4 separate regions of the Mus musculus genome follow, and regions 2, 3 and 4 are each linked to region 1. Evidence: chromatin loops called from intact Hi-C (ENCODE). Cell type or tissue: heart. All regions are shown on one strand.

Region 1 (5,000 bases):
TTCATCGCTGGAGGGTGAGGCAGTTCTGACTGGGGCTGAAACAGCCAGGCTCTTCTGCTGCTGCCCTGCGTTGTTATGATCTGTACAATTGCTAGGCAGTGAAACTCCAACTTGGAGATACTTTTCCAAGACATGAATTTTCTTAACCCTTAGAAAAACTGTTTTTTGTAAGTGTGGCTTTGTTGGAGCAGGAGTGCTGTGGGCACTCAGTGTGGCTTTGTTGGAGCAGGAGTGCTGTGGGCACTCACTGTTGTGCATCACAAAGATTATCAGACGCAGTGGCCAGCAGCCTTTCCAAACTTTTAATGCAATGTTGTCCTTCAGTTACAATTGAGTGCAAACACACCGAGCCTGATTTTAATCCTCCAGAATTCATTTTATTAACTATGTCCAAATAGAACATCTGTTTAAATTCCATAATGCTGGCTTCATGGGAAAAGAAAGGGAAATCCCTATTTGGCCTTGGATTTTGTCCATTGCTTTCTCAGTCAGCAAACGTGTACTAAGACATTCGTATTAGTGGGAATGTTAAACAAATGAAACACGAAGTTTCCCCTTTAATCACAGAGCTTTATAAGATGAGTCACTTATTGCATTTGCATTGTTGTAGCTTCTGTAGAAATCTGTGAAGAGTGGAGGACGGTTCATTCAGTTAATCCTTTACTGCAAGATTTGACGTCACCGTCCTTGACCTTAGCCTACAGTTTGTATCTTCTCATCACAAGCAGTTTTAAGCAGAACAATTTAGTAAGACGGATTTAATGTAGAGAAAATAACCTCAGCCCCCTACTCTGTGTGTGATTAGGGTTTGTTTACAGAAGCAGCTGCTTGCTACTTTTCTTATTCTTTGGATGAATTTTGCTTTTACTGTAAAGTTTCAAATTTCTTGGCCTGCCAGGTGGCTTAGCTGATGATGACCTGGCCACTTGAGTTCAATCCCTCGGACCCCCATGGTGGAAGGAGAGAACGAACTCCCATAAGCTGTCCTCTGACCTCCGTATATGAGCCGTGGCACTCAAATGTGCACACAGACATATAGGCACAATAAATAAAGTGCAATAAAAAGAATTATGGAGTCTTCACATACTTCTATGGTATATTTCATAGTTTCCCATCAGCCAACTCTTCTACATATCCATCCAGTGGAGTCAGTTTTTATATTCTGTGTCTTCTATAAGTACTCTTAATTTTTATCCTTTCTAGTTAAAGTTGCTCCTGTGGAAGGGATACACACACACACACACACACACCCCACATATATAAATCCTATTACTGTGTAAATTTACTGTTGGAAAAACTTCATAATATGATATGTCTCCCTTCCATAGGAGCAACTGCAACCTGTAAAAACAACACACACACATACACACACACACATATATATACATACACATTCATCAACACATGTATATATGTGTGTGTGTATATATATATATGTATATATATACAAACATACATATAAACACATATATGAATGAATTATTTTCTAAAATTACATACAAAAATAGTAAACAATTGTTTCATGAGGAAGATCCTTCATCATATATGTGTGGTCATTGAACATCATAGGCTGAAAAATCTTAAGTCCCATTACTGTGTAATTTTACTGTCGGAAAAATTCCATCTCATAAGAGGATTAAGAGAGAAACTATGTTTATGCATTAAGAAAATTCAGTTTGAAACAAAATATAGAAATTTTATAAGCAATTCAAGGCTGAAGGTTATTTGAAGGAACTTGAGGTTCAACAGTCTGGCCCAGACTAGCATGGGCTCATAAAGAGAAAAGTACAGTTTGAAATGGATTATGATCATGTACTTAATGTATTTTAAAATTTTTAATCTATAAAATATTAGCCTTTTTTCAGATCAGTGAGCTGAAGCTTGTGAAATTCAATAGAGCTAGCAAAGTGGTGGCACTGGAATGTGAGGTTGTGTGTGTGTGCCTTTCTGGTCCCAGATGCCTCTTGCTCACACCTCACAGATTGATCGCCTCACAGATTCTCAGTAACCTGGACAATGGCAACAGATGTGCAAGGCTTGGATCAACACCTAGGAAGTAGAATACAAATCAGTGTCCTGTGTGTGTGGCTGTGGTCTTGTGAGCGTGTGGAGGGGTGTGTGTCTATGAGTGTGGGCATGCAGGGGCACATGCTAGTGCCTGCACACAGAGGCCAGAGGAAGACCCTGAGTGTTCTATCCCTCTCTGTCCTACCCTCTTGAGGCAGCATTTGTCACTAGGCTGGCAGCCAGCAAGTGCCACTGATTTTCCCGTCTGTCCCCCAGTGGCACTGGGGTTAGAGGCAAGCATGTGGCTGTGCCCTGATTTTTTCTTTTTATTATTTGCATGAGTGCTGGGGACTCAGGAGCCATTCCTAGAGCACAGTTTTTGAATTGTAAAGACTTCTAAAAGATAAAAATTAGGCATTAATGCTTGCTTCAGCATCTTCCCTCCTGTAATCCTCACTAGACTTCCTGGACGCCCCTCCTCTTTCCCTCTCTGGGTGTCATCGTGTATAGTAGGTGGGAAAGGTGATGCTCAAGCCTTGAGATGGCTTTGGCACATAGCCAAGTGCATTATGTAATGGCAGAAAAGAAGAAACCAGTAGGAAAGGGGTATTCTCGCCTTTCAAAGTGCTGCATTTGATGGCTGGGCTTGCTCTGAAGCTTGTGATATATAATGAAGCACTAGAGGGTGCCCAAGGCCTGTGTTTTAAATGTGAAGTGAGAACTCTCCACAGGCAGGAAGCTTGGCCTTGTTCACCTGGCTTCAATAAAAGTGGTTCACGTTGGAAAATGCATTTTTTTTTAACTTTGCTACATACATGCTCAGACTATTTTTTTTTAAAGACAGTATCAATTGGTAGAGTGCTTACCTGATATAGAGCTGATGTTTGAGTCCCAGAACTGCATAAAATTGGGTGTAGTAGTATGCCTGTAATACCCAAACTGGTGACAGACACAGTATGACCCTGAGTCCAGTTTGAGGGCAGCCTTGGATACATGAAACACTTAAAAAAACAAACAAAACCAACCAACCAACCAACCAAAACCCAAAAAACAAAAATGAAATGCAAATGAAGACATTCCCTCCTTATCTAGAGCAGGCTGTTCTCAGACTCAGTCCCCCTGTTTCAGCCTACTAACCCAACCCAAAGAAAAATGTCCCTGATTTCAGTGTGATCATGGGGAAACTTCATACAGGCCCAGACAGGCAGGTGCGTGAACTTGTCAAGTCTTGATGAAAGGCCTGCCTGAGCTCAGAGCTCGGAGCCTCTAGAGGCTGGTGGGAGGTGGCTTTGGGGCCTGGAACAGGCGAATGTGAAGTTCAGCTGAGAGCTACAGTTTAGCAGCTAGGGTTTGTGTACTGGCCTCTGTTTGCAGCACCAGTGGGGGCTTTGTTCTCTATTGTAGTTACTGTTGTTTTTCCACACTAGGAAAAAGCCTTCAAAGATTAGTCTGGAGCCAGCAGCAGAATATGTGTGGACTCTATCCCATCCTAATGACTTTTATAAATCTTTTTATAAATTATTTCAAAAACACAAAAGAAAAAAGCTGTGGGGCTATAGGGAGGACTCAGTGGCTAGGAGCACTGGCTGCTCTTCCAGAGGACCCAGGTTCAGTTCCTAGGACCCACATGATAACTCCAGTTCTAGGGAAATTGTCTTCTCTTCTGGCCTCCATAAGTACTAGTGATGCATGTGGTGCATAAACACACATGGCAGACAAACCACTGATCATAAAAGTAAAATAATAATAACTTTATTTTTAAAAGTTTTTTTAAAAGGGAGATCAGATTTGGGTGGTGTGTGATATAATTTAAAATAATCTTTGTTTGTTTGTTTGTTTTTCTAGACAGGGTTTCTCTGTGTAGCCCTGGCTGTCCTGGAACTCACTTTGTAGACCAGGCTGTCCTCGAACTCAGAAATCCGCCTGCCTCTGCCTCCCAAGTGCTGGGATTAAAGGCGCGCGCCACCACTGCCCGGCTGGCAAGTTAAATTTAAAACTTAATTCTTAAAAATCTTACTGTTTTGTCAACGAAGTGTGTGTAAGGCTGTAACAGAAGGAGCGGTGGCCAGCAGCCTCGCCTGCCCAAGGCCTGTACTTTTGGATGCTGTGTTGAAACATTAGCGTGTGGGATTTTTCCGTGGAAGAGAGGGTGTGATTTGCTCTGTGCTCCTCCCCAGCAGGGATACGGCTTAGCCTTCCAGATAAATGCATTTAGTTCTGTGGTGCACGTGGTATGCCTTGTTTTGACTGACAGGTCCTGTGACAGTTACCCAGTGTGTGGGGTGTCCGTTGATTTACCTTGTTGTTTGCTGAGAGCTTTTCTCCAACCCTTGCAGACACCGAGTTTAAACAGTGTCTGTAGTGTACACAGGGGTCTCTCTAATGAAGACCACAGCATCTCCTCAGACGCTGGAAGATCGTACACTGCATGTGCCTCCCCATGTCCCTCATGCTATGGAGCCACACATGTGGCGTGTCTGATGTTCTTAAGATTAGATTTGGGTTACTTTAGTTTGACTGTTTTTATACAGGCGCGACACAAATGGTAGTGTATGGCTGGCGGCAGGCAGTGCCCTGTTTAATCACTTGAGTAGGTGTTCCCCGATTTCCACATACAGATGATTCAGGTATTTGTTGTGAAGTGTTCCATGGGGTAATATTTTGAGGCTGTGTGACTCTCCTCTTCCCCAATAATCTTTCCCCTAATAGTTTTACCGTCTGCGATGCTCTTGCTTGGAACCCTTGTTCCATTGGTATTGCAAACTGATGATTTTCCTAATGCTGTCTTTTTCCTCGGAGTTTGTTAATTGGCATTCATCTGTGAAGAAGTTCTCCTCTTTTACCCCCAGATTTTAAAAAAACCATTATTTATCTTCACTGCAGTCTCATGAATTTATTTTTTTCTTTTTGGGTAACAGCTTTTTTGAGATATAATTCACATACCGTCAAATCCACTCATTTAAAGTGACACTTTAGTGGGTCTTAGTGTAGCC
Region 2 (5,000 bases), 160 kb after region 1:
CACAGGCTCCTACACTCTGCCATTGCGTCCGTCTCACATGCACACAAATTCGCTCACCTCCACTCTACACACACACATATTTCGCGCTCCACAGCACTCTCACTCAGTTTCAAATCACAAACCGGTGGCTCACCTCCACGGCCCACACTCGCTGACTTCCAGACTTCACGAGGCACACTCGATCACCCTTACAGGATCACTCATGTCCTGCATCCTCTCCACAACACACGCTCGCCGCAAGGCAGGCTCCTCCAGAATCACGCTCACCTTCAAACCCCAGAAGCAGAGTCCTCTCTCCCGAGCTCCCACGCGTGACCTCCACTCGGCCACCCACAAGTCTCCCCAGCCCACAGAGCGCACTCCGCACCCTCTCCGGCTGAGCACACCAGCAGCCCCGTCTTAGTGACAGCGCCCGGACGAGAGGCAAAGGCGATACTCACAGGCTGCGCGTCCAGGAGGGCAGGTCCCGGGGCAGCGTCGCCAGCCCGCGCCCACTGCAGTCCAGCGAGTCCCCGGCGCAAGTGCAGGCGGCCGCGCAGGGGGCCCGCGGGCCAGCCTGGGCGCCCGCTGACTCCGGCCATTGCAGTAGCAGCAAGAGCAGCCAGAGCAGAAGGCGAGGCGCAAGGCGCGGGGCTCCGAGCACTCCCGGACCGGGCCGCGCCATCTTGTCTGGAACGCGCCGCGAAGCCGGGGAGCGAGGGCTGCGAGGTGCGGGCGGCCGCGGGCGCGGGCTGCGCTCGGAGCTAGGCTCCGCGCCGGGACATGGACGCCCGACTCCAGTCGGCTCCGGGGCCGCGGCGCTCAGCCGGCACGCTCTGCCCGGGCCGCTTCGCAGCACCCTGCGGGGACCGCCACCCCCGCGCCCATCCGGGCCGAGCCCCGCGCGCGGCGAACTCTGTGGAGTCCCGCAGTGAGTGCCCGGCCGCCGCTGCTCGTCCTTCCCGCCGCGCTGAGAGTCGCCTTCAGAGCTCGGGCGCACGCCGAGAGCCGCCGCCTCTGAGGACTGAAAACGCTTAGCCTCGGCCTCTGCGCGTGGCGCGGGCGGGCATCTCACTGAGGGCGCTGAGCTGATGATAGCCGTGGACCCCACGCGCCTGCCCGTCCCGGAGCGGCCGGAGCGCACCGTGCCTCAGCGCTGCGAACAATCAGCGGCCAGCCGCTCCGCGGTCCAGCCCCGCGGCCCCAGGCCCCGCCCCGGCTGCTCGCCCTCACACACCCCTCCGATGGGGCCCCGGGGCGCAGATCGGCCCACGTTGGCTGCAGGGCTACAGCATTACGCCCCGCCCTGCCCGTTGCTCATTGGCTCCTGGAGCGCCTTTTTGGCGTCCTAACCCATAAGAGCGCTCGCTCCCTGAGGTCCCGCCTCCGCTCGCTTTTCCCACCCAAGGTGTGAAAGGCGGGGACGGGGCGGGGAAAAGGAGAGGCGTGCTGCCTCCTCTTAAAGGAGACTTGTAGGGTTTTGGCTACCAAGTACCAGAATCTGGAAAAGTGGCCTAAGCTTCGGTCCATTGAGCCTAGGAGAAGAGAGAAAGTTTGTAATCCACGGGTTTGGGAGCTATCTGGACCCAAGGTTTATTCTGCTCTCCTAAACTAAAAACATCATGGTGGATTTACAGCAAACGAGCACCCTTTTTCAGGTGCCTTGCAAAAGAAAAAAAAAAAAGATTTAAAACTTGCTTTCATGAGTTTCTCAGCTATTTCCTCAGAGGTGGGGCCCCCTTTCCCATCTGTGCTCCACACTCGTTCTTCTTGATATCTTTAATCCAGAAATGTGTCCTTGACTACCGAAATGACTGTGTGCTGCAGAAATTGAATCTTGAGGGCACGCCCACTTCCCCGCCCCTAGTTAGTTGAAGGATAGTTCGGGAAGTGCTCTGGACTTGGATAAAGGGGGTTGCTGTGGTGGTGTGTTTTGTTATTGAAAATCAGTGCCTTTAAAATACAATTTCCAAGAAATTATCCGTGACGTGCTCTTTATAGACAGTGAGAGAGGTGGGGGGAGGGAGAGAGGAGAGAGAGAGAGAGAGAGAGAGAGAGAGAGAGAGAGAGAGAGAGAGAGAGAGAGAACCTGTTAGTTTGGCAAACACGGATCAGAATAGATTGATAGCCGCCATGTGAAACAGTGCTTGGACATAGGCGAGCACACGCGCGCGAACACACACACACTTAATGGAGTGGGGCGGGGGGGCGGGGGGAAGAGATTAGCACTGTAATACATATCTGCCGCCTCTGGGCGGTTTGACTTGCTGATGTCCGAACTGCACACAGGGTCAGGGAAACTAAGGCGCTGGAGTCTTCTGGAAAACATTTGTTCCAGCACGGTTAAATCTAACTTAGGCTTTATAGAAAGGGAGTAGGAACGCTGTTCATCGGGAAGAAAAACACCGAACAGTTAAAGGGATTTCATTACATGTTTGACATATTCAAGAAATACGATTTGATGCTAAACGTGGCTGTCCCTCAAGTTTTGCTTTTTTTTTAAACCAAAATTGGACCTGTATTTAGTAGTCAGGTGATTGTTGCCTAGCTGTCTGTGCTTTCTGTCTCTTTCTTTCCTTGCCTTCTTTCTTCCTTCTTTTTTGATTGTTTGAGTCTCATCATGTAGCCCAGACTCCCTCAACCTTATTATGCTCCTGTTTCAGTCTTCTGGAACAACTGGCATTACAGGTGTGTGCAGCATGCCCGGCTTTGTTTGCCATTCTTTTCATCCTTACACCAGCCTTCCCTTTCTCCTGATTGCCTACACTATAGAGCAATGCTGTTGGGTTTCTCTCCCATTTTCTGTATATCTCAGAAGTGATGGTGAAGCAGTGTCCACACGTGCATAAATTAAGCCAAATGTAATACCTCAGAAATCTTAACAGGAAAGCTCCAACTAGTATCTGTGTGCACATGCACGCATGAGCAGGAACATATGTGCTACACATGCAGTCCACATTAGCATACACCTTCCAACTGGATAAGGAGAAACAGGTCTCCTTGTTTTCATGCCCTTGGGTAGAAATAGGAAGCTGGGGAATGGAATATACAAGAGCTGCAAATTGGAGTCCTCTATCATGGTGCTTACGAATTTCAAGACAAAATAGTACACTTTAAAGATTCCTTTTATTTTTAATTGCATATGTGTGTGCATGTACGTATGTCTGTGAGTATGTATATGGGCATGAGTGCAGGACATCCAAGGAAGCCAACAGCCACTGTAGCTTAACACAGGTAGTTGTAAACCACCTGACATGGATGCTGGAAACGGAATTCTCTACAAGAGGAATACTTAACCACTGAGAAATCTCTCTGCCCCCCACCTTCTTTTTCTTTGAAACAACATCTCACTATATAGTGAGGCTAGCACCAAACTTGCAGCAATCCTCCTGCCTCGGCATCCCAAGGGCTGGGACAAAAGAGTAATTTAGACCAGTAGGATGGTAGAATGAGAGAGCAATTTGATCGTTGAAACTCACAAGGTGGAAGGAGAGAGCAGATTCCTGCAGGCTATCCTTGGCCTCCACACATGAGCACGCACGCGCGCACGCGCGCGCGCACACACACACACACACACACACACACAAATCTAATTTAAATTTTTATTTTAAATTTGTAATGATTTTTTTTTAAATTTATGTGTATGTGTGTTTTGCCTACATATGTCTGGGCAACACATGCATGCCTGGTGCCCACAGAGGTCAGAAGTGATAATCATATCCCCTGGCACTGGAATTACAGACAATCTTTAAACAAAAGAATTATTTAATGCAGAATGCTTGTGATCAGCTCTCCCTTAAAGAAACTTGCCAGGTCATCCCCACCCTGCCCCTGCATCAAGCAGCATAGTACACACAGTTCATCACAAGTCATGAAACCTGGCTGGAGATGACCTTCAGGCTGGTCACCACAGTAGAGTGTTCCAAAAGGTTCTCAAACGCTGTGGGTGGGACTATGAGATGCACTTGGGAACTCCTGGCATCCTAGAGGACAAGGTTTGAGAATCTGCAAGGTAATTTGCCCACAGGTGTACAGCATCCCCTGTGGTCTGGTTACCACACCACCAGAGAAGAGGATTCCAAACAGAGGGAGTGAGTCTTGGGGGGAATGGGGCGCCTGAGCCTTGGCAGTTCTTCTCGTCTACAGCAAAGCATGAAGTCATGTCTGCTCCTCACACCATGTATGGAAGTCTGCCCACATACTAGCAACCTGCATGCGATTGCACCAAGAGTGTGGGCTGGAGAGCAGAAATCCAGCTTAGGAAAGAATCGTCTGTAGCTACAACCGAAGATCAGGAAGAGAACACCAAGGGGGACTTTTAAGGAAAGCTACCTGCTAGAACAGGTCACGGTCCTTCCAGCAAAGAGCTGGTCCTCATTTTTAATCTGTGCTTTATCTTTTTTATTTATTTAATCTAGTGCTTTAATTTTTTTAACAGTGTCTCATACACTCCAGGGTAGTCTAGAACTTAATAGGTAACAAAGAATCGCCTTGAGCTCCTGATTCGCCTGCCCCTGCCTCCTGAGTACTTGAGTCATCTATAGAAGCTTTCTAGATTTTACAGTTTGCAGAAACCAATGCCCAGAACCAACACCCCTAAGAATCAGTCAAGGTTTCTTGCATCCAAAAGTCTCAGCAATACATCATGCTAATCCCAGTGCTAGAAGCCCAGAATTAGCAAACTGCACTGAGAAACACACACACACACACACACACACACACACACACACACACACACACACAAAACAGTATAGGAAAGGAGCCAGCAAGCTGACTCTGTGGGCAAAGGCACTTGAGGCACAAGCCTGAGGACTTAAGCTCTAACCCCAGAATCCATATAGAGGGAGAAGGGGAGAATCAACTCCACAAGGTTGTCCACTGACCTCGACATGTGTGCTGTGGCATGAGCATACACCACCCCCAACCTCCACATACTTTTTTTTTTAATCAGAAAAGCAGGTTGATCATGGGGATTGTTTGAAAAGTCCAACTTTCAAGAGTCAGAATTATGGCTTCTTGGT
Region 3 (5,000 bases), 77 kb after region 1:
CACCATGAGGCCTCCTAAGTCCTGTTTCATTACAGATTCTGGCCCCAGGGGCCCCTGTGGTCAGTTCAGCCTTAGACAAAACCTACTGTTTCCTGACTTAGGGCAAACAGCCAATGGCCCTTCTATCTCCCCTCTCTCTCACAGGCAATCTGGGTGGACAAGAAAACAATCTCATCCTGAAAAGACTTCCACAACTCGCAATCTGGAATTCTAAAATAAACCAAATGCCAGAAGCCCAGTGGCCATGTTCACTTTGGCTCCTTAGCCACAAAACTAGCAGCAAATAACAGCTCACGGGGCACTGAACCCCAGTGCCTGCGAGTCTGCCAGCTCCTGCACTTACTCAGATCCCACAAGCAGGGTACCATGTGCTCCGGGGCCTAGTAAAAACAAGCTGAGCTGTTTAGTGAAATCTCCTGTAAACCAGATCTAGGAAAAGCTGTGCCTTGTTTCATCCATTAAATATTAGTCACGTTGACCTCTTACAGTGAGGGCAGGCTGTTACTTCTAATGGTGACAACAGCAATAAAACAAATTCTCAAATTCTCAATTACACAGTGCCAATCATACCACTGATAGGCTCAAACAGGCCCTGACCTCCTCTCAGCACACATCGGTGCCTCCCTGGACTGGAAGGGTGCTCCAGGGAAGAGGTGGCTAGCCTGACCTCCCTGCTAAGGACTCAGACAGGCAGTGATCTCAGATGTCACCTCTTACACATCTGGCCAGCCCAGCGTAGGCTCCCAAAAGCCATTTCAGTGCTTGCTAAAGCAAGCACAAAGGCACCATGGGTGTACAGAGTGCGGAACGTGTCATGGTCGGCTTTGTATTCACGGCCTTGGAAGGAGCCATGGCATGGACAAGCCTTCCTCACAATGTGGAGTGCCCATCCTGACAGGAAGCCAGGGTCCCACTTCTGTGTACTCTACCTATCCCCCTTTACGTGTGCCCTACACAGAACACCCTCTTCCCCTCCTGATCAATGTCAGAGGTGGACAGGGGTCGGGCGGGGGCTGCTTCTACACAGGTCGCTCGAGGTTCTCTTGAAGTTCTTCTGTGAGGTCCAGAAATGCCCCCTCCCTCACAAGCTGGCATGGACAGGCCCCCAGCAGCAGAACTGCAGAGCATTCTGCAACTTGGGCAAGAGAACAAGTATACCATATCCAGGGGTACAAATCCGAACCTGCCACCTGCCAGGTCCTGGGCTAGTTCCCTTCACTTGTCTCTGGAGCTCTAAAGGCTGCATAATGGAGCCTGCACACAGACATGTACCTACTACAGCAGTGGACGAATTCTAGGAGGGCAGGACAAAGACTCTCCAAACTGAATTCAAAGTAGCTATGACTAGTGCTCTTGGTGATGGCTGCTTCTACTTGTGATTATAATTAGCAACAAAAAGACTGACAAGAGCCTCAATACTACTGAAAGGTACTTCACACATCTCTAGAAACTAAAGAAGGCAGCAACACCCCTCTGTGCAGAGGACAGAACATATAGGTGCTTTCAGATGGGCTGTAAACAGGACCAAGCCCAGCAGCCCTAAGGACCACCACACACTGACAGTATGAAGACTGTGAGAGTGGCCTGTGAGCCACTGCGGATTCCTCACTGTAGCCCTCAGCCTCTTCTCTGCACACAGCAGAAGGCCTGCTGCTGTCCTCTGTGGTCCCAGGACACAGGAGACTCAGGGGAGCTGCATGAGTGGCACCCCTGCATCCCAGAGCTTGCGGAACCGCACACTCCCAGTCTGAAATACTCACAGCTTGCTGAGGTTGTCAAGCCCCGTAAAGGCACCACTGGTATCCTCGATTGTACCCGAGATCTCGTTATGGTCCAGGTCCCTAAGAAGGAAACAGAAGGCAAGTTCACCCACTATCTTAAGCTCTGCCTTTGTTCTCCACCATGAAGGGAGACCAGCCCCACACCCAGGCTTTCACTAGGAGCCGCAAAGCATCCAGGTGCACCCCAGGGGGCCCAGCAGCATGCATTGCCAGGAGAAGTATGGCCCTGAGAACGTCCTGTTGTTCTTTTTTGTGTACTATCAGCATGACCTTGCTTCTGCTGCTTCCAACAAAGCCAGCCCGCCCACCAACCAATCTGGCTGGCCTCAGGGAGGGAAATAGTAGAGACAGCACAAGAAGAAGCCAGGCTTGCACACACCTCTCTGAAGCAGACCTCTAACCCAAAAGATTCCTAACCATTTCTGTCTACTCTTAGCCACAGTCCTCTCTCGGGTTCAACCAGGACACTGGAAGGCACGTGGAAGGAAGAGGTGGCGGCGAAGGAGCTGGGCCCTGATGTTCCTCCAGGCCGGCCTGGAAGCCTAGGGCCTGCACCCTGCTCCTCGTGAGGCTTATGTAGCACTGGATACTGAGCCAGAGCACACATCTGGGTGCTGAGTCAATCTTGTGACCCACTTGCCAGGACAGGAAAAAGGAGGCCAACTACTCGGCCCCAGGCTGTCTGGATATGGTCAGTGCTTCAGCTTCCTCCCTGAGCTTCCAAGGGCAGGTCACGCTGCCCAGCCACACGCACCTGGCAGCCAGACCCCTACTCTCACATTCACTCTTTCCAATTTTTCACAGAGCCCTGGTCCCTGCACATCCCCTGCACGAGTCCCTGCAGATATGGCCAAGGACAGAAAGGGATGCAGCTCTTGGCTCTGGGAAGACGCTGGAAAGTCATTGCCAGCTGGGAGTGGAGCTGGGACGAAAGTACACAATGCTTGCTCTGACCTTCACTTTCCAGCATGAAGCTAAAAGAGAATGTGCTGCTGGAAGGGACCTCTGCTCTCAACGAGTCCCACCCTGTCATCTTTAGACTGAGTACAGCAGAGACTGCGGTTCTGTGTGCCTGTCTTCCTGCTCTGGGCCTTGCCTGCCAAATTAGTCCTCTCTTTCTGGCCTGCTCAGCTTGAATGTTTCTGGCCTTTCTGTCCGGGCCTCGGAAGGGCTCACAGACTGACCTGGGCTCGGATAGCTTGCTTGGCACTAGCTCCCCATCCCTGACTCAAACCTGAAGCCCACTCTGCCTGGTGCAAGTGCAGAGGCCTCCCTCCAGGCACAACGACAGGCTTGCTCCCCCAGCAGACCAGGCTGCAGAAGAAAGCTGTGGAACTGCTACCACTATCTGTGGAAGACTGTGTGCCCTTCTGGGGGGTTTTAGACTGAAGGCTGCTAGGAGACAGCCTAGCGTTTACAAGTGAAAAAAGTTCTATGAAAAGTCCCAGAAAAGCACCCTCAGCAGCTTCTAGCAGCCTCACCCATCTGACCCTTCAAAGGACATGGTATTCTCACTTTCTCTTTCTTACACCACTCCTGAATGAGGACAAGGACACAGGACCCTCACTTCTATCTTGGATACCAGGTCCACTAAAGAGCTTCAAAGAAAGAGCAGAAAAGTAGCCATGGTACTGAGTTACAGAAAACAATACATAGGATTTAAGAACGGAAGACAGGACTGGGGGTGTGGCTCAGTAGAAGAGAATTTGCCTATTACACATAAAGCTTTGGGTTTGATCCATAGAAACCTTAGGAAAAAATTCTCAAAACGTACATCCAGGCCTGGAGGCTCACATACCTGTAATCCTAGCCCTTGATGCAAGAGGATGGCCACAAGTTCAAGGCCAGCCTCAATATATGAGCTTGAGGCTAACCTGAGCCAGAGAACCCAGTCTTTAAAAGCAAATGAACAAAACCACTACCATACCCTCTCTAAAAGAGAAATAAATGAGAGGTCACAACCAAAAGAATGGAGCAGAGACATGCAGGACTGTGTGAATGTTGCTGCAGATACCCTATGTAGAAATGCTTTTCCAGACCCACCCATCCCATCCGGCCAAGTGTACTGAGAACTATTGATAACAGTGATTTTTCAAGAGTCCTCATCCTGCAATAGGCACCACTGTGGGAAAGGAAGGATTTTTCTGCTCAGTAAAGGAAGGATTTAACTGTTCAGCAGTTATTTTTGGTTCTAGTCCTTGTTCCTGTTGCAGACCAGCTTACAGCCCAATTCTGACTACAAGCCAGCAAGAGGGAATCTCAACAAAGCAAGTGCTTTGCTGTGTGCTCTCCCATCTGGGGACCCCCTTCATGCTGTCACCCTCAAAAGCACAATTCTTACAAGACCCGCAGACTCTTGAGTCCCTTGAAGGCGCCTTCAGCAATGTGACTGATGGCGTTGTGACTGAGGCGCAGGATACTGAGGCTGCTCAACTCCGCTAGACTCTCCTCATCCAGCCGCGTGAGGTTGTTGAAGGACAGAATCCTAAGGAAGAAAGAAGAAGACAAATGTCACCACTGAGCAGCTATGTGGGTGCCCTATTCTCTCTTGTCTTCAGTTGTGTCTCATGCCACAACTGGCCTGACCTCCCTGGAGACAGGAGACTGAAGCATGTCCACAGGACTCCTGCTGTCAGAAGACCATCAGGTCAACAATCACCTAGTTTGATAACTATCATGCAAGCCATGAAACCAGTACCACAGAGCTGAGAACTACCGCTTACATACACTGTAAAAACCTGTCATACAACCCAAATCCCAAGGCGCCAAACCCCTCCACTGCATGTCTTGGTGTAGGAAATGAAGGACCTATCTTGATGGAGACTGACACAACAGAACCTGGAATTCTGTACTGAGCAACTGAGCCACAGCTACACTTGCTGTATCAGCCAGCAGAGGGCACCATGAGCCACTGCCTGGGACAGCCACACCAGGGGAAGACCCTGACACTAAAGGCTCAGGCTGTGACTTGTACACCGCTCAACAGGGATTGGGCGCCAAAGCATACCTTTTGCTAGAACCAAACCCCCTTCCTAGCACTACTGCAGGTGTGCACTACACTGGGTAGGTTTATGTAACATTAGTTATCTATGGTTGGAAATGTTAAGTCTGGACTGGTACAAAAGGAACAAAAATGAATTGGTGGAAGATTAATGCAGTTTTAAAGGTGACAGTGACCATATTCTGTCCCTATTAAGAGAAATATGTCACAGTGTCTAT
Region 4 (5,000 bases), 57 kb after region 1:
AGGGCCTCACTCCTCAGCCTGAGTACCCTTCACCTTCTTTCTCCAGTACGGCAAAAGATGTGAAATAGGGAGATGAACTTGTTCACGTGTATCCTGCTCTCAACGCCGTCATGTAGACACGATGGCAAGTTATTCTGACAGTTATGTGTACTCGGCGCAGTTATGTGTAGACGTGTAGGTTACTGTCGAGTCTGGACATGTCACTGACTGCTGGGTCTTACACACAGGTGGCTTTGCAGCTGCAGTGACTACACCTCTGGACGTGGCTAAGACAAGGATCATGCTGGCAAAGGTGGGTATCAGATAATGCAGGTTCTATGCCGTGTCTGTTAGCGGAGGGTATGGGGGTGGAAGCATCGGAGAACCTGCCGGACCATTAATAACCCTGACTTTGGAAGAGCGGCTCTGTCATCGCCACCGCATGTTGGCAGCTGTCACTGTGATGGATCTGTGTGTAGCACGCTTCCATTTCTCCAGCACTCTCCCAGCTGTGCCGTGGGAGCGGCACATCTGAGGGCCCCTGCTTGCTCTTGCTGTTTTCAGATCTAAGCCTTGAGAGAGGCTGACAGGCTTCATGTTCTGAGGCAGCTGATCTGCAGAGTCAGAACTCAGGCCATGGGTCGCGGTGACCACTGAAGACAGTTGTCCATGTTGTTAAAAGGAAAACCAAACAACAAAACAAGCTCTGAGCTGAGCTTTAAGGAATTCCAGTAACATCCCTGGACCGAGTATACTCTCAGAGTACAGAGGACCAACCCTGATGACGGGGTCATTTTAAAGATAGACCCATGCAAACGTAGAAGTGCCACCCCCATCGGGCTTCCTGTTGAATAGTTACCATTAGTTTCTAGGTGAGCTATGAGAAGCTGCCCCCCCCCCGCCCCCATCCCCAAGTATTTGTCTGTATGTCTAAATGTAGGCAAGATTTCCAAGCTAACCCCAGGGCAAGCCTTGGATGAAGGTGAGGGGAGTCTGCTCAGAGAACCAGAAGGTAACGGCCCTCTCTCCCTTCCTTATCTTCCCTAGGCGGGTTCCAGCACTGCTGTGGGGAACGTGCTCTCTGCCATGCACGGGGTGTGGCGCTCACAGGGACTAGCCGGGTAAGGACAAAGCGAGCCCTCGGCTGCCTTGCCTCTTCTTCATTGGCTCTTTCTCAGGTCCCTATGCTTGCTGTGGATGAACACTTCGCCTTTGCCTTTTCTTAGGTTGCATATGTAAGATGGCACACTCGGCGACATACCATTCTAGCCACATGGTTCTCGGTCTTGTCCTTGACACTGGATGACATGCAAATGTGTGTCGTATTTTGGCTGCAGCATTGGTACAAATAAGCTCCCACCTACGCAGTGCAGACTGCCAGTGAATTAGAAGAAAGCATTTGGGGCTTGAGTAGGAACCACTGGCAGCCGTGCCTTATGATGGGCCTGCGCTCTGCACCATGGGCGTTGTTAGTGGGTAATTTTGTCACTTAAAACATCATGTGGTGGCGCACGCCTTTAATCCCAGCACTCGGGAGGCAGAGGCAGGCGGATTTCTGAGTTCGAGGCCAGCCTGGTCTACAAAGTGAGTTCCAGGACAGCCAGGGCTACACAGAGAAACCATGTCTCAAAAACCAAAAAAAAAAAAAAAAAAAAACATCATGTGCTTACACAAATGTAGATGGTGTCACCTACAGACCTGTGGAATCGGGCTCCTGGCTGCAAGTGCAGCAGGTGATACCCAGAAGATCATGGACAGTTGGAAGAGCAGTAGATATTAGTGTGTCTGGAGATACAGAAATGGAGAGATCGTGGGTTTCAGATGCACCATCATCTTATATGCAGTCTGTTTTTCTCTAAAGCGTTACCCAGCTCATCACTGCGCTGTCTGCTCCACAGTGCTCAGCCTTGGGTGGCCATTACTGTTTGGTTGCTAAGTACCTCACATTTTTTTGCATGTGGTATGCAGATGGGTGTGTGTGCCCACTAGTGTAGCCATAGAGGATAGAGGATAGAGTTTTCAGTTGGATGTCTTCCTCAGTCACACTTGAAACAGTCTCTTACTGAACCCGGAGCTCACCATTTTGACTATAGTAGGACCCGAGGACCGACCTGTTCCCTTCCCCGTCGCTGGGTTGCAAGTGAGGACCACTGCACCTGGCTTTCTGTGGTGCTGAGGATCTGAGCTTGGGTTAAGCTTGCCCTGCAAGCATGCTAATGAAGCATCTCTCCAGCCCCACATGCCTCCAAATGTCTTGCTTTAAGTCCTAAAAAGCCGTCCCTGCACACTGGTTCACCATACGGTGGTGCTGGAGCTGTGTCTATGCTGAGTTGTTAGAAAAGCGGAAGGGTTTTCTCTACGGAACGGTCTGGACATGCTGTGTGGACGTGCCTCCACCTGGAGCTGGGATGGCTGGCATTGGGAGCAGCAGCACTGTGCCCTCCTGGCCTCTTTACCTGGCATAGCCGCCCCGCTCACCCCCATGCCAGGGTACATCACTGATCACTATTTTTGTGTAACTTTGGCATTTTAAATTTCAGCTGATGGTCCGGGAAACATGGTGATGCTTTTGCCAGAGAGCAAACTCCATGTCTGTTTGAGTTTTCCAGCTGGATGCTTCAAAGTGGTGGCTGGGTGCTTTCACTCAATGTCTGCTCTGATGGTCGGAGGTGCAGATTGGATCTAACAGACAGGACTTACTGACTCTAGATGTGTCAGACATAGGAAAGGCATGGTGCTAGCTTCCGGAGTGAGTCTGCTGTTCATGGCTGACCCCGCGTGAGGAATAAGAACATATTAGTTGTTAATTTGGGTACGAATTTGACACTGAACAAAGATGGAATGAGGAGGGACATGGGTTGTGTGCCCCATATGCATTATTTGAGAAGCCTCTTAGGAAAGCAGTGGCTGCGCTCACGAGGCAGCAGCTGGTGACAGTGACTTTTGACATCCTGAAGGCCAGCTGCCAGATTGTGTGGTGACTTAGCTGGGCCCCTGACTATACTGTTGTGGGGCTGCAGCCCATTTGCCAGTGTCGAGAAAGTGGTGACAAGAAAGGACACACTGGATGAGGCAGTGCCCCGCTGTGGCCACCGCATGCTGCTGGGTAGATGATGCAAGAGCGGCCTTCCCTGTCCAGGTCATGGCACACACTTGACTATAACTAAGCAGTGCCAGAGGAAAGACAGCAAAACAGGCCAAGGGTGTGTGTTTGTTCTGACCCAGCCTTGGTGCTGAAAGGTAGCTTGGATTTTTGGCTCGTCTTCTGAGTCTCCAGTCTTGGACTCTGGTCACCTTGTCCAGGGCAGCACTGAACAGCATGTTCCCAGCAGCAGTGGCCACCCCTGAGCATACAGCAACTCCAGCCCCTCTAGTGAGCAAGTGATTGGACCAAGAGACAAATGAAAACTACTGGTCCCTTTCTGGGCAGGTGGCTCAGCCTACTTCCTCTGTGGCAGTGCCAGATAGAGCCACCACTGTCTGTGCCCCCTGCCCTGCACACACACTAAGCCTATCAAGTCTACATAACTCCCAGCAGCCCCTCCCACCAAGGAACCTGATGCTATCTCAGAGGAGATGGTAGGGAGCCACGCTGGAGGGCAGACTGGGGTTAGCCCAGAAGCTGCAGGGCAGAGGGGAGGTCCACTTGTCCTGGATTGCCCCTGGCTGATCCCCTGAACGTTTTCCCTTGAATATGCCCTTTATGTACTCGCTGCTGCTGGGAGCTCCTGCTTATCCTGTCACCTGTTGTCCCTGGAACACAACCTGCCCTACTCACAAGTCTGCCTGTAAGCAGAGGTGGAACCCCTCCCCCCTACAAAACCTCCACTTTAAGGAGGCTGCAGTCTGTTGGTCATCTGTGACGCTGTAACTGCTCCCATCTGTCTCTGGCCTCTGCTGAGCTGGGTAGTGGCAAAGCTGAGGGAGACTGACCTCCAAGCCCAGCTCAGTGTCTCCAGGCCTGCCTTCTATATGGTAGGTGCCTTGTTTGCCACTTCCTGGGCCAGGCTAGCTGACCCAAGAGCCTCCGGGACTTCCTGTCACTACAGGAGCACTGGGGTTACTGCAGAGCTGCCACGCGCAGCCTCACGAGGTTTCTAGACATTTGAACTCAGGTCTTGCTCGCTTTACCCACTAAGCTATTCTCTCTAGCTCCCTAAGTAGCTTAGCAAGAGGGGTCCCACTATGTAAAGTCCTTGCTTTCTTCTGTGCTGCCTGCTAGAGGTGGGAGGGGCAGCGGATCTCTTCCACTGGCTGTGTAGGGCATGGGCTGTGTATCCAGCAGAGATTCCTGTCAGCTTTCTTCATTAGCTTCCACTTAGCTTAGCACAAAGGCTTTCCCACATCTTTAAAAGGCATGAGCATTGTTATAATAAAACACTTGCCCTATACCCAAAGCCTCTCCACGAGTGTGCACACATAGACATCAAACTGGTTCTTTCCTTGTCCAGGGATCGAACTTGGGTTATCCATCAGTCTTGACAGCAAGTGCCTTTTCCCACCGAGGCAGCCCAAGTTCTGGCTTCTAAGTTTGTCTTTCTGCATATAGAAGCACTTTTCTGGGTAACAGGGTTTCAGTAGAAATAAGATCAGGCTTTCTGTCTGTCACTCTCTCACTCCCACTGCCTCTGTAGAAAGCAGTAATTTACAGCCTAGGACTTGCCCTGTGTTCATCAGCCCAGCGACCATGGGGATGGTAACCTTTTAGGGTTGGGGCTTCTGTCTTGTTCTCTCCAGCTGTGCGCCACTCTGTTTTCACAATGCTGTCTCATCTGGCCAGGTAAGGTCACTAGTAGATTACTTCAGTAATGTCACGATGGATATTTGAAATTTCCTGGGCCTCTGGAGAATGGCTTCCTGACACCACTGTGGTGTTCTGACTGGATTGGGGATGGGACACCTGAGAATCTCGAACTGACACTGTGAGGCGCTCCACCTTTACCACAGTCATGTGACTCTGGCGTCCTTATTTCGATTGAACAAGAAAAAGGGAGTCCACAAAGATTCATCATCCCCTTCTT

The links. Peaks named below come from ENCODE experiments on the same cell type or tissue, not always from the same donor. Only the 100,000 strongest peaks of a DNase experiment are listed, where the experiment ranks them.
Region 2: a loop joins it to region 1, with 1.9 times the contacts of the local background. A loop is called at or near these places in 5 of 42 quality-filtered maps.
Region 3: it touches region 1 in a loop (4-fold over the local background); 8 of 42 quality-filtered maps call a loop at or near these places.
Region 4: it touches region 1 in a loop (2.2-fold over the local background); 10 of 42 quality-filtered maps call a loop at or near these places.

Annotation. Positions count from the first base shown.
Region 1 is chr6:94,541,392-94,546,391 of GRCm38, forward strand. The region is part of intron 5 of Slc25a26 (solute carrier family 25 (mitochondrial carrier, phosphate carrier), member 26); the gene reads left to right. Among named protein-coding and RNA genes, the nearest start is that of Slc25a26, 44 kb to the left of the region's middle. In heart, a CTCF peak has its summit at 2,684; no DNase peak of the experiment used is centred here.
Region 2 is chr6:94,699,022-94,704,021 of GRCm38, forward strand. Lrig1 (leucine-rich repeats and immunoglobulin-like domains 1) reads right to left here and starts at 1,124. Exons shown (of 19, transcript NM_008377.2): 1 at 441-1,124. The coding sequence starts at 664. In heart, a CTCF peak has its summit at 2,252; DNase peaks (open chromatin) are centred at 440, 1,320 and 1,830; H3K4me3 peaks cover 2,690 bases; H3K27ac peaks cover 2,643 bases.
Region 3 is chr6:94,618,493-94,623,492 of GRCm38, forward strand. It overlaps Lrig1 (leucine-rich repeats and immunoglobulin-like domains 1), which reads right to left. Exons shown (of 19, transcript NM_008377.2): 8 at 4,123-4,266; 9 at 1,761-1,841. Among named protein-coding and RNA genes, the nearest start is that of Mir7041, 15 kb to the left of the region's middle. In heart, a CTCF peak has its summit at 4,671 (motif pointing right); DNase peaks (open chromatin) are centred at 81, 261, 2,529 and 4,679; H3K27ac peaks cover 1,616 bases.
Region 4 is chr6:94,598,153-94,603,152 of GRCm38, forward strand. Slc25a26 (solute carrier family 25 (mitochondrial carrier, phosphate carrier), member 26) reads left to right here. Exons shown (of 10, transcript NM_026255.5): 8 at 228-292; 9 at 1,027-1,100. Among named protein-coding and RNA genes, the nearest start is that of Mir7041, 5.8 kb to the right of the region's middle. In heart, a CTCF peak has its summit at 3,066; a DNase peak (open chromatin) is centred at 3,199; H3K27ac peaks cover 885 bases.